Linked DNA regions of Mus musculus: region 2 is linked to region 1. Evidence: chromatin contacts called from ENCODE Hi-C or POLR2A ChIA-PET data. All regions are on one chromosome and are shown on one strand. Each heading gives the region's core, a stretch centred on a gene start or an enhancer-like site at or near the end of the contact. The rest is flanking DNA. Distances are from core to core; before and after follow the strand shown.

Region 1 (6,167 bases), core at 1,845-4,344:
CCTCTCTCTCCTCCTCCTCTCTCCTCCTCCTCCTCTTCCTCTTTTGTCTTCATTTTTAGATTACCCTCTGGAGTTCCTATCTGAAATCCAAGCTAATTTCACCATAACTACCAGATCATTATGCTTGAGAGGTACTGGACTTCCCAGAGAGTTGAGCCAGCTCTGTAGCCTTTACTGAAACATCAGTGGCTGGAAGCTATTTCCTGAGTCTCTAAACATCTTCCCCTGGCAAAGCCCTAGTAAAACATTATGAATCCCTGGCATCCCAGAGATCAGGATCTGCCCACATCCTTTACTGTTCAAAACTAGGGAATCTACCTCCTTCACTATCAAGACAGCCCAAGACAGACTCTATAACATGGGCACAGTGAGGATGGGGCAGAGGAGAATGGAGCAGGTAGACCAGGATTTCTTTGTCTCTGTGAGTTCTACCAGCTCATGACACCACCTAATGGCCCCAAGAATCAGAACACCGAGTATCCACAAGTGCAGCTCCATCAAGCTCTGGCATCCAAAGGGAAGAGACCTCAGTCCACTCCCAGCACGAGCAGTACTTTGTGTCCCATCTGGCAGCTCTAGCTTGTACAAAGCCAGTCGTGACATCAGCTGACTCCCAGGACTATAGAGTGAACAGGGAGTTGAAGAGTGTTTCCTCTAATAGCAGAGAGCTGGGCGGGGGGGGGGGGGTGGTGGAAGAAGAGACAGGGAGAGAGGGAGAGAGGGAGGGAGGGAGGGAGGGAGGGAGGGAGGGAGGGAGGGAGGGGAAGGATTTCAGGGGAAGAATATGGAGTGACCATACTTTATTTAGAACTGAGTTGTAATTCCTGTGTTGAAGTTTTGAAGTTCTAAACTCTGGGACCCCAGAATGGGGCTGTATTTAGAGACAAGGTCTTTAAAGAGATGACTGTTAAAAATGAAGCCATTGGGGTAGCTCTAAATTCAGTATGATGGGTGTTTTCATGAGGGAATACATAGACAGAGATACACACTCATAGACATACAGAGGGAGGGAGGGAGGGAGGGAGGGAGGGAAGGAGGGAGAGAGAGGGAGAGAGAGAGAGAGAGAGAGAGAGAGAGAGAGAGAGAGAGAGAGAGAGAAGCAACCACCCCTTCTGACACCCTATTGGGCTCCTCAAGGGTGGTGAGCCGATGGAACAAGTTTGCATTGTTTAACAGCTCCTAGCCACACAACCTGTTTGGTGGCACTGTTACAGCATCCAAGCTGATAAAACCCCGATGTTCCCTGTCACAGCCTCAGGGTACCTCATGCCTTTATCCTGATTTTAGTGATACATTTCTAAAGCACAGGCCTTCCTCTACAGATATGGAGTTGCTACAACACAGTAACATTATTTTACAAATGTATAAGGGCAGAGATGAAAAACATGCTCTACTAAAAGACTTGATCCAAAAATTAATTTGCTTCTTTTCATTTTAAGAGAAATAAAACCATTATGTTTTGGTGGGTGCCAAGAGTATCGGGCCACAGGCATGTGTCCACTGTGCCTAAGGGAGTCCCTAGAAGCACCTACTGCCGGACCTATGCCAATCCATACCCTTGGCATCACAGGACCTCGGGAGTTAAAAGTACAGTTGTCCTCAGGTGAAATTGCCGAGCCCGGTGTGGGTGGCCAGCATTGGCCTTTGACCACAGCTGAGCAAATAAAACCCAGGCTACCTCCGAGGTTGTACTCAGCTCTTGCCTGCCTCCTGCTTCCTTGCCAGGGGCCCAGAATTTGAAAAGCATGCTGTCTGTGGCTGCCCGACTGCATGGCAGACACACAGGGCAGGCCCCCTTTTCCTGGGTCACACCAGGCAAAGCCAACTGGGAGAATAAAGAGCTGACTTTGTGGGCTGTATCTCCCCTTGCCTGGCCTGACCCCCTCCATTGGCCCACGACTCTCCAGGGATTCTAGAACATTCCGAGGGAAAAGACCTCATCTGTGGTAAGATACAGGACAGCCAGTCAGTAGCTTAACTGGTTTTCCTGGATAGAGAGAATAAACAAGGGCTAGCATGGTCTGATTAAGACAGGGGCCTTGGCCTTCTTCATCCCTACACAAGCCTGGCTCAAGTACATTGCAAACACCAAAGAACCCCAAAGGATGCCATTTGGAAATCATGTGTTGAGTGGTCTCTGAGCTCCAGTTTGGGAGGGATGACCATGGTCTTGCATAAATGGCTGGTCATGCAGTAAAAACAAACAAACAAAAACAAAAACACAACCCAGTGGGGTCGGGGATCCTCAGGCGGGGCTAAGAAAGAACAAGGCAGATGGGAAGCTTCCCAGAGGGCTCCTCAGTGGAAAAAGCAGGTCCTGTTCCAGGAGCCATGGAAAGGCAGTGGTGGTCATCCCAGGAACAAAATACAGTTACCACGGACAGACTCATCAAAACGTCTCAGTCACAGCACAGCCATCATGGCCACAGCTGTCATACGCACAGTGCTTGCAGATGCAGCTCCACTGCGCACCACTACAGGCATATACACCAGCATAGTCATGGGCAGAACGTGTCGTGCATACTCCATGTTACACAAAACATGCCACACGCTGTGTCCGGCCTGTGAGGCATCTCTGCTGAATCCATTAGCAGGCCAGCAAGCAAGGCCCTCCCCTCCATGGGAGCTCTGAGGCAAGCTAATCCCCACATACCTAGGATGTTAAATCATTGCTTCTGCTGTGGGCTGCCCAGGTACATCTGGCTCCGTTTAGTCTCCCCCACTGAGCAGAAACACATGTGGGCTCTGTGCTGAGGTGGGAGTCTGTGTGCACAGGCTTCTGCAGGCCGGTGGGGGCTGGGGGCCGCTGAGACGGGATGTAAGGCAGCTTTTCAGAAGTGTGGTTTTTGGCACACGTGTGTTCTGTGAGATATAATTGGGTTCTATGGAAAAAAAAAAAGGTTTCCTCAGAGAAGGGAATTTGGCAAACTGCACCGATCCAGGGTGAGCCAAGAATCATGGGCTTCCTCAGAGACTCTGAATAAAAAGAATTGTTTCCTAAATGTACATTGTTGGATTACCCGGAAGGAGACTGGTGAGTAGTGGTCAACAGGAAACCCAGATTTCCAGGGCTTGAAAGTTCTGGAAAGGTATCAGCTCCCACAGTAGGAAGTCCAGAGATGGGTACTTCCAGGACTCAGTGTTCAAGCATGTCACTGAAGCCAGCTACCTTACATTTTTCCCCCTCTGTAGTCTGAATTGTTTCCTCGCCGGAGTCAAAATGGCAGCTGCAGTTCTGGGTGCCGTCACAGTCTCCGGAGCTGCCAGCACCAGAACTTCTGTAGCTTGAGGGAGACATTTCTCAGCGATCCAACCAGAGACCTCTCTCCATATTTTATTAGCCATACTGCTGCCTAAAGCAGTTTGTGGAAGGGGGCTCACGGGGCTAGAACTCAGGACTGAAGCGACACTAACTACTTGCTCAAGGGACTTCACGCTATCCATCTTCCATCTTACTAGAGACCTTTGAGGATGCCCCAACTTTGAGAGATTCTTCTCTGGCCGCTCTAATTGCTGTTTAGTTTTCTGTCAACTTGGCACAAGCTAGGTCAGTTGGGAAGAGGTAACCTTAGTGGAGAGAATGTCTGCATCAGATTGGCCTGTCGGCAACCCCATGGAGCATTTTCTTGATTAGTGGCTGATGTGGGAGGACCCAGCCCACTGTGGGCAGTGCAACCCCTGGGCAGACGGCCCTGGGTTGATAAGAAGACAGACTGAGCAAGAGTGGAAGATAAGAAATAACTCAAGTTATCCTCTGACCTCTACACACCAGCCATGCATGAACATGCACATGCGTGTGTGCATGCGTGCGTGCATGTACACACACACACCACCAACAGCAGTAGCAGCAACAGCAACAACAATAACAAACAAAAATAAAATACAAAAAAAGCATAAATAGATGTGCCACTTGCTTGTCTATAATTTAAAGGGAATGTAATTTAAATTCCTGTTTTCTTACAGTCTGTGTACATTGCTTTTTCAGTTGTCTCACAAGTTACTGAGGCACAAATGTTCCCTAAGTGATTTGGGTCTAGCTCTGAGAAGTGTTGGGGCACTGCAAAAGAAAATAATGTTGGTCATGGTGGTGTCTACCCAGCATTCTAATATTTTAGAGGGAGAAGCTGGGGAATTAGGAGTTTAAAGCTAGCCTTGGCTACATAGTGAGAACTTCTGAGGGTACAGCTCAGTATGAGTGCTTGGTCAGCATGTACGAGGCTCTCCTTTCAACCCCGAGCTCTGCAAATAACTATGATGATGATGAGGAGGAGGAGAAGGACATGACGATGACGGTGACGGTGATGGTGGTCCTGATGATGGTGGTGGTAGTCCTGATGATGGTGGTGGTAGTGGTGGTGAAAGAGAGAAACATAGTTCTGGCAATAAGGTTGGGAACGTCTACTGTAGAGAGGTCATGATTTATAAGAACTTGGATTGACAGAGAGATGAAGCTGGGACTGGTGGCTGACTCGCTTGAAGCCCATGAATGGTGTACATCGGAATAGGCTTTTATTAAGAAATGAGTAATGGGAAGGGAGGCCCTGGGTCCTGTGAAGGCTTGATGCCTCAATGTAGGGGAATGTTAGGGTGGTGAGGCGGGAGTGGGTGGGTGGGTGAGGGAGCACCCTCATAGAAACGGGGTGGATAGGGGCGGAGAGGAAACCAGGAAGGGGGATAACATTTTAAATGGAAATAAATAAAATAACCAATAAAAACTAAAAAAAAAAGTCCTAAAGGAAAAAGAAAAGAAAAGAAAAGAAAAGAAAAGAAAAGGAAAGGAAAGGAAAGGAAAGGAAAGGAAAGGAAAGAAAAGAAAAGAAAAGAAAAGAAAAGAAAAGAAAAGAAAAGAAAAGAAAGGAGCAAAAGGCATCGGGAGGACAACCATGTCACCTTCTCCGCCAGGACCTGGTGTTCATCAGGATAATCTTTCAGCAGTGTTTCTTACCCAAGTAAGAAATTCTGTTTCCCTCCCTCCCTCCCTCCCTCCCTCCCTCCCTCCCTCCCTCCCTCCCTCCCTCCCTCCCTCCTTTCCTTTCTTGATTTTGTTCTGGAACATTTCTTTTTATTATTAGCATACATCAATTGCATAAATACTGTATTTCTCACCACCTCTGCACCCTGTTCTCACCCCACCCGCCTGTCCCCCACACATGCCTAGTGTCCCCACTTCATTCTTATGTCCATCAATTTCCCCTAAGTTCCACACTTGAGAGACAATTTGTGATGTTGTGCTTGTAATCTGCTTTCATTCTCTGCACAGGATAAGCCACAGCTCTGTGCCTTTTCCTGCAAAAGGCCACATTTGCTCTATCATCCATTGATAGGTACCTAAGGCTGACTGTACAACCCGGCTGCTGTGACTAGAGCCCCAGTCAGCATGGCTATGTAGGTGTCCCCACAGTACAGCGACTTGAGAGTCCTTTGGATGTTTTCTCAGAAGCAGCATCGCAGCTTAGGATCACATGACAGTTCTAATGGACATAGGAAGGCCCCCAACTGTGATCAGAGAATGGGGAAGGGGCATAAGCTATATCCTCTTATCATGTCCTTAGCTTCCTCATCAAAAGAACTGAGAACAGATAATGGTCCTAACAGAACCCTCCCAGTCTGAGCAGCCTCTGACTCGGTTTTGGTCTTTAATTTTCATCTACTTTGCATATGTACACACCAGCCAATCAGAATCCACCTAAGCGTATAAAGGAGCAAAACAAAATCCTGAAAGAGCATCTTCACGGGCAACCCACCGAGCAACCCTCTACCATCCATTAAGGACTTTCCCTTTTGTTTAATAATCCTGGCTTTGCTCACTCTTTGAGGTCCGTGTTCACTCTCCTTCATGGGCCAGAGATATACACCCTGCAGAGAAGAAAAGCTATAAGATTTTCACATTACCAAGCAGTTTGATTTTCAGTTTTGTTTTGTTTTGTCTTGAGGAACCTCCCTACCAATGCTGAAGTACAAAATGGCTAATAAGTATACAAAAATCATATACTCAAAAAAGTACTCAACACCCTTAGCCATGAGGGAAATGTAAGTCAAAACTGCATTGAGATTCCCTCTCACACCTGTCAGATTGGTTATCACTAAGAGAAAGCAATGAAGACAAATGCTTGTCTGGATACACTGAAAAGGGAGCCTTAATACAAGGCTGGTGGGAATGGGTTTAA
Region 2 (6,648 bases), core at 3,018-5,517, 39 kb before region 1:
GCTGTTGGGTCCATCTTTCTGACTGGCGTGTGATAACGCCTCCCTTTGGTTATGCACTGCACTTGCCCAATGGCTAGTGATTTTAAGCATCTTTCTGTGTGCTCGCTGGCCATCTGGATACTCTCTTCACCGAACTGCTCATCTGTGCTGTGTTTTCTAATCAAACTACTTGTTTTCCTTCACCTTTGGTTTCAAGAATTCTTTCTATATTCCAGGAAAGTCTTTCATCAGACACATGGTGGTTTGTGCACAGTTCCTCTTGGTCGTAGCTTGTCTTTCCCTCTTCCCAATAGGATCGGTGGCAGAGGAAACACATTTGATGATCCAGGATGGTGATGCTCAGATTACAAGTTTTACTTTCATGGCTCACATGTTGGTGTCCATTCCAGAAATTCTGCACACAGCTAAATCCTGGGTGCTTTGCAGAAGTTACATAGTTAGCATTTACAAAATCCATTTGGAGTTGAATTTTATATATGGTATGACATTTATACTTGTGTTCATTATTTTAACTATGACTAGCCAGCCATTCTAATACCTTTCACTGAAAATTCTCCATTAAGTTACCTCCACATCACTGTCAAATGCTAGTGAGGCACATTTGTTTGGGTCTACTTCTGTAATCTCTAGTCTATCTATTGATCTATTATTGTCTGAGTCTCCACTGGTACCACATTGCCTTTATCACTGCAGTTACATTTAGACTGAAATAAGGCATAGGATTATTTAGCCTACTTTATTCCTTCATCAAGATCATTTAACAAGTTGTAGCCTGTACTTTATAAACACCATTTTGATCAGAATTGCATTAAACTTGTAGATTCATGTATAGAGATGGCTAGCATCTTCACAATGTTAAATGTCCTAATCTGTGAAAATAGTGCATGTCCCCATTTAATCAAGTTTTCCTTGTTTTATGTAAAACATATATTAATTACAAATTTGGCCCTACACACATTTTCTTGATTTTTATATTCAAATATTCCATTTTAGGGGGGTGATTATGAGTGCCATCATGCTTCTTATTTTTGTTACAGATGCCTTGTGCTTCTACACAGACATGAGGTCCACTTTGTATATCCTGATTTTTCATCCTATAACTTTGATCAACTCCTATCTTAACTTTTTTTCTCTTTGTCCTGCGAGATGGATTCCTTAGAATTTTATACATGTAGAATCATGACATCTATATAGAAAGGCAGACCTAAATGACTTTTTGTTTCTTTTCCCTCACTTTTTACAAAGGACACATTTCCAACAATACATTGAGTGAGAGTGTTAGAACCCAAGCAGCTTTGCCTTGCTTCCAGAGGTGGAGAAGCGGTAGAGGCTGTGCTGTCAGCTGGCTCTAGTGTAGGGTTCTGCAGATGTTCTTTATTGAGGTGAGGAAGTGTTCTGTTCCCAGTTTACTAACAGTGCTTAACATGAATGGGTGTTCGGTTTTTAACCAACGGCTTTGCCTGTTTGTATAAAATTCTGATTTTACTTTTGAGTCTGTGTACTGGCTGGTTTTGTGTGTCAACTTGACACAAGTTGGAGTTACAACAGAGAAAGGAGTTTCAGTTGAGGAAATGCCTCCATGAGATCCAGCTGTAAGGCATTTTCTCAATTAGTGATGAAGGGTGGAAGGGCCCATTGTGGGTGGTGCCATCCATGGGCTGGTAGTCTTGGGTTCTATAAGAAAGCAGGCTGAGCAAGCCAGGGGAAGCAAGCCAGTAAGAAACATCCCTCCATGACCTCTGCATCCGCTCTTGCTTCCTGCCCTGCCTGAGTTCCAGTCCTGGCTTCCTTTGGTAATGAACAGCAATGTGGAAGTGTAAGCTGAATAAACCCTTTCCTCCCCAACTTACTTCTTGGTCATGATGTTTGTGCAGGAATAGAAGCCCCGACTAAGACAATCTGTTAATATGGTAGTTTATATTAAATGTCAGTCTCCAAATATTGAACCAAACTTGTATGCCTGGAGTGAATATTATTTAATAATAATTATTTATGTCTTTAAAGATTTTACTTGCAAATATTGTACTGTTAGTACTGAGGTCTCAGTTCATGAGAGATACTGCTCTATGTAGTTTTTTAAAAAAATACAAATGATACTTGGATAATATTAGTCTGACAAGATTAATTGAGTTGTGTCTCCTCTTATTTATAGGAAAAGATTTTTGCAGAATTGCTGTGAATTCTTCCTCAAATACTTGGTAAAGCTAATCAACACATTATTAAACTTGGAGATTTCTTTAAGATCTTTATGTTATACATACAATTTTCAACAGTCTCAGGACTATTTGAGTTCTATATTTCTTCTTGGCTTAGTTTAATAGTTTGTGACTTCAGAAAAAAATTGTAAGTTGACAGAGTTATACAAATTTATTCCTGGTACTCCTGTATGCTAATAAAATTATATCTGTTAATGTTAATAAAATTATATCTGTTGTGATCATATCTTTTTATTTTTTATATCAGTTATTTTTTTCTATTTTTCTATTTTTCAGCCTAGGTTGAGGTTTCAGACTTTTAATATTATTTTTTGGGAAAAAAAAAACCCTGTTGTTGTTGTTACTGTTCCATTAAAGTTTTTTTTTTTTTTCTGTTTTCCCACTTCCAATCTTATTGATTTCAGATCCCATCTCTGTTACTTCTTTATTCTGCTTACTTTGGGTTGGATCTCTTTGCTTTTCTGCTTCATCTGGGTGAGACATTGGGCAACTGGTTGGAAGCCTTCCTCTTTCATAACAACAGCGTTCTAGCCAAGCAGTGGTGGCGCACGCCTTTAATCCCAGCAGTTGGGAGGCAGAGGTAGGCAGGTTTCTGAGTTTGAAGGCAGCCTGGTCTACAGAGTGAGTTCCAGGACAGCCAGGGCTGTCTGTACAGAGAAACCCTGTCTCGACCCCCCACCCCCACCACCAAAAAAATAGAACTCCTCCCACCACGGCTCCTACTGAGCTCCTCCCACCATGGTTCTTGCTGCTCATGTCTGTTTTCTGCTCTATTTCCTGTTCGCTCCACAAGAGGTCTTTAAATTGTCCTTGAGAATTGACCCATGGCCTACTCGGATTTATATAAGTACTGAAATGTTCGTTCTCTCCTGCACCCCAGCCTCTGCATGCTACTCACAATGAGGCCATTTCAAGCTGGACCTTTAGAATAAAGTAATCAACATGAAGGGAACATCTTTCTGTGTTGTTTCTTTCAGGTGGGTTTTTGTAGTTTTCAGAACTATAAATGTGTTGTACTTGGTCATGGATTTTCTTGGGTTTGTATGAGATTCTACCTCCTGAATCTGGTTTCTCCTGCTAAATTTAGATCAGTAAGCCTTTACAGATCTTCATTTCTATAATTTCAGTAAGACATATCTTCTGATGTGGTCAGCTAGGTCCCTAAGACTTCCTAGTTTTGTCTATTTAACCTGTTGACCAAATTGTGTATGTTCTGTCCATCTGCCCTCTAGCTCCGTAATTATTTCTGCCCTTCTTCATCTTTGCTCTGCTTTTAAGTCCATTCAGATAAATTTTATTTGTTTGTTATTGCATTCTCTACAACATCCATTTTTCTTGCTTTTCAGTTTCTGTTTCTTTACTGAGATACCCTTTTCATTTGCTTGAAGAGAATTCATAATTACTTATTGATGAACTTTCACAATGACTGCCTTAAAGTCCTTGGCAGATCCTTCCGATATTTGAATCATTTTCCTGCTGGTTATCATCGTTACTCAGCATGTTCTCCTGCTTGCAATAGGACCTAGTTTTGTTATTGCTATAGCCTTGGCACTTTACACATGATGTCATGAAACTCAATTCTATTTGATTCTCTTCTCTGTTAAAAGAAACCAAGCTGTCCATTTTAAAAGACATGATGGAGAGCTGGAGGAGTCCCTGTATTCAGCTTCCAGCAGGGGCCACTGTCACTAAGGAGGCTAAAGTAAAGGGCTGACTCACTGGCTTTGTTGCTGGGGAGGAAGCTCACACAGCACAGAGCTGACACCAGGGACTGAAAGGGTCATAGTCTTGCTTCCCACCATCTATGCTCCTGTGTGGTGATCAGGAGGTAGAAGTGCAGCTCCTCTAACGGACCCACTGATTCCAGAGTAAGAAGGGAAAAGGGCCTGGACTCTTTCCTCTTAGAAGGCCCTTTCCTGGCTTCCTGAGTGTACCCTCAGCTCCCTACTGGAGGCCACTGATACAACCATGGGGGCACTGGCACGCAGACTGTTTCCTCTGGGAAAGGAATTAAAGAGCAGCTCCCCACTCAACCCAGCCAACGCTGTCTTGGCACAGAAATTGGAGCAGTGCCTAGTTCCGCTGGGGGGAGATGAAAGGTCTCTCTATTCCTCCCCATTTGGCATCGCTCCGATGAGGGAGCAGAGCCCTTTCTGAGCCCGTGAAGCAGAGGGAGACATGAGGGCCAGTGGAAGGCCAGTTCCTGGCTCCAGTCTGTAAAACTGTGTGTCTGTGTGTGTGTGTGCAGGTGAGGGTTTCTGCCAGTGCTCAGCTGGAGTAGTGCGGATATCACTACGAATAGTTTCTGTCCTTAGGGTGCCCTGGATCTGGTCCTTTAGTTATGGGTAATAGGTTTCCTCTCTCTCTCTCTCTCTCTCTCTCTCTCTCTCTCTCTCTCTCTCTCTTGCTCGTTCTCTCTCTCTCCTTTCCATTCCTGTTGTTGAAGTTTATGGGTCAGAAGCCTCAGCAGCACCCGACTGGCATATGTAGTGAACAAGAAGGAAACTGAATACACGCCATAGCTCCTCTAGTTCCCAAAGCCCTCCCTCCTCCCTCCTCCCTCCTCCCATCCTCCATGGTTCTCCCACACTTGTCTCTTCTCTCACACCAAGAGGTCTTCAGCTTCAGCAAGGGCCTGGGGTGAATGATGGTACTCTAGTTTGCCACAAATGAAACTCAGAAAAGCATCCCAGCGTTCACTTTTAGAAGGAGACTGGTGGTCAATATCTAGCTTGGACCCAGCAGCAGCCAGCTTACAGCACAGCCATGGCCATGGTCCCACAGGCTCAGCTCATGGCCCTGTCAATCACAAGAGCTCTCCCTAAGGGTACCTAGTTTTTGTTTTTCTTTCTCCTTGCACAATGGATTAGTTTCTCCTGAGAAATTCACTCCATCTTCCACCAACTGGCAGAACAGTAGCGACCTGCTCCTACAGGGTAAAGCTGAATTTTCCACTGGGGTATGGTGTAGCCTGTGTGTTTTCCCTTCTTTAGATAGCGAGTCCTGCTTTCTTTATCACACCAATCAGGTAAATTTTTTTTTCTAGCACTAGTTTTCTGGCTCCCTAATGCCACTCTGACACACAGCGATTCAATCTGTTTCTGACACCGATGACTATAGGGCAGTGTAGACAGTCTAGGCCAGTGCTTCTCAATGCTGTGACACTTTAATACAGTTCCTTATGTTGAGGTGATCCTCCAACCATAAAATTTTTTTATTGCTATTTCATAACTGTGATTTTGCTAGTTATGAATTGTAAATATTTTTTGGAGCTAGAGGTTTGCAAAAGGGGTCAATCCTTCATGGCAGTCCTGACTTTAAACACTATTGTCGAGTTCTAGCCTGTGGGTACTTCTGATAGTCCAGCTATAAATGCAGGGATCCACATAACTACATCCTACTCAGCTTCAGCATTCATGAGGATGACCCCAGATCTCAGGGCAACACTCTGTTAACGTTTGCAAGTACGCCATCAGATCTACAACTTGGAAGCAGATAGAGAAATTGGAAGAGATGTCTAGGGAAGGCTGTGAATGAAGAAAGATCAGTCTGGAACTCCGATGCCTGCTCTGAGAATGCAATCCTCCCACATCCCTGCAACTAGGAGTAGTCCAAGCCCTGTCGTCTAGCTGCACTAAGTAGACTCCACTGCATAGACCCAATGGATTAGCCATCACTGTGAGTGGATGAATGAGTGAACTCCATTCTCTCCCTGATTCCAGGAGATCTGAATGTCCCCATTCTGGAGCCAAGACCTGGTTCTTGACCAGACCCCATCCTGGAATGGTCTAGAGGCCACCAGTCACCTCACCAGTATGCAGAAGTCACTCCTGTCATTTGGGAGAGTCTGATGGTGTTAAAGATCCTGTGCCAGGAACAGGGGGGGAGTACAAATGTGTTCTTTTATCTCACCATACTCTATTACTGAGAGCTACTTGTGATGTCAACATCACATTTTTGTCTCTGCTGGATAGTTTTTATTGTCAACATGACAAAAACCTAGACACACTTTCAGAGAGGGAATCTCCATTGAGGAATATTTCTATTGGATTGGCCCGTGAGCTTGTTTTTAGGACATTTTCTTAATTGATAATGGAAATGGGAGGGACCAGCTCCCTGTGGGCGGTGCCATCCCTAGGCAGGCAACCAAGGGCTGTATAAGAGGAGTAGCTAAGGAAGCCAGAGGGAGAAAGCCTCTAAGCAGCACTCCTCCATGGTTTGTGCTTCAGTTTTGCCTCCAGGTTTCTGCCTTGAGTTCCTGCCCTGGTTTCCCTCAATGATGGACCATATTGTGAAAGATGAGATGAGCTCTTTCTTCCCTGCCTTGTTTCCCGTTAGTGTATTATCACTGCAACAGAAAGCAAGCTAGAACGATGCTCTTCCCATGGGGCAGACAAAGTCTTTCTGTCCCCCTGTAAACAAGTTTTCTTCT

The links. Hi-C counts contacts between places; a loop is a spot of excess contacts on that map. ChIA-PET counts read pairs that join two places held with the same protein, here RNA polymerase II (POLR2A).
Region 2: a map of left cerebral cortex shows a loop between it and region 1 (2.1-fold over the local background). The contact joins two enhancer-like sites. A Hi-C loop is called at or near these places in 1 of 37 maps with a recorded cell type or tissue (left cerebral cortex). POLR2A ChIA-PET finds 5 or more read pairs at or near these places in 1 of 5 experiments (Patski).

What each region holds. Positions count from the first base shown.
Region 1 is chr14:24,897,423-24,903,589 of GRCm38, reverse strand. No RefSeq gene overlaps it. Among named protein-coding and RNA genes, the nearest start is that of Gm41110, 9.6 kb to the right of the region's middle. Within about 2 kb of position 3,094, at least 1 of the 3 ENCODE cell types and tissues checked has a DNase peak (open chromatin) inside an H3K27ac peak, as active enhancers do.
Region 2 is chr14:24,937,355-24,944,002 of GRCm38, reverse strand. No RefSeq gene overlaps it. Among named protein-coding and RNA genes, the nearest start is that of Gm32068, 9.7 kb to the left of the region's middle. Within about 2 kb of position 4,267, at least 2 of the 3 ENCODE cell types and tissues checked have a DNase peak (open chromatin) inside an H3K27ac peak, as active enhancers do.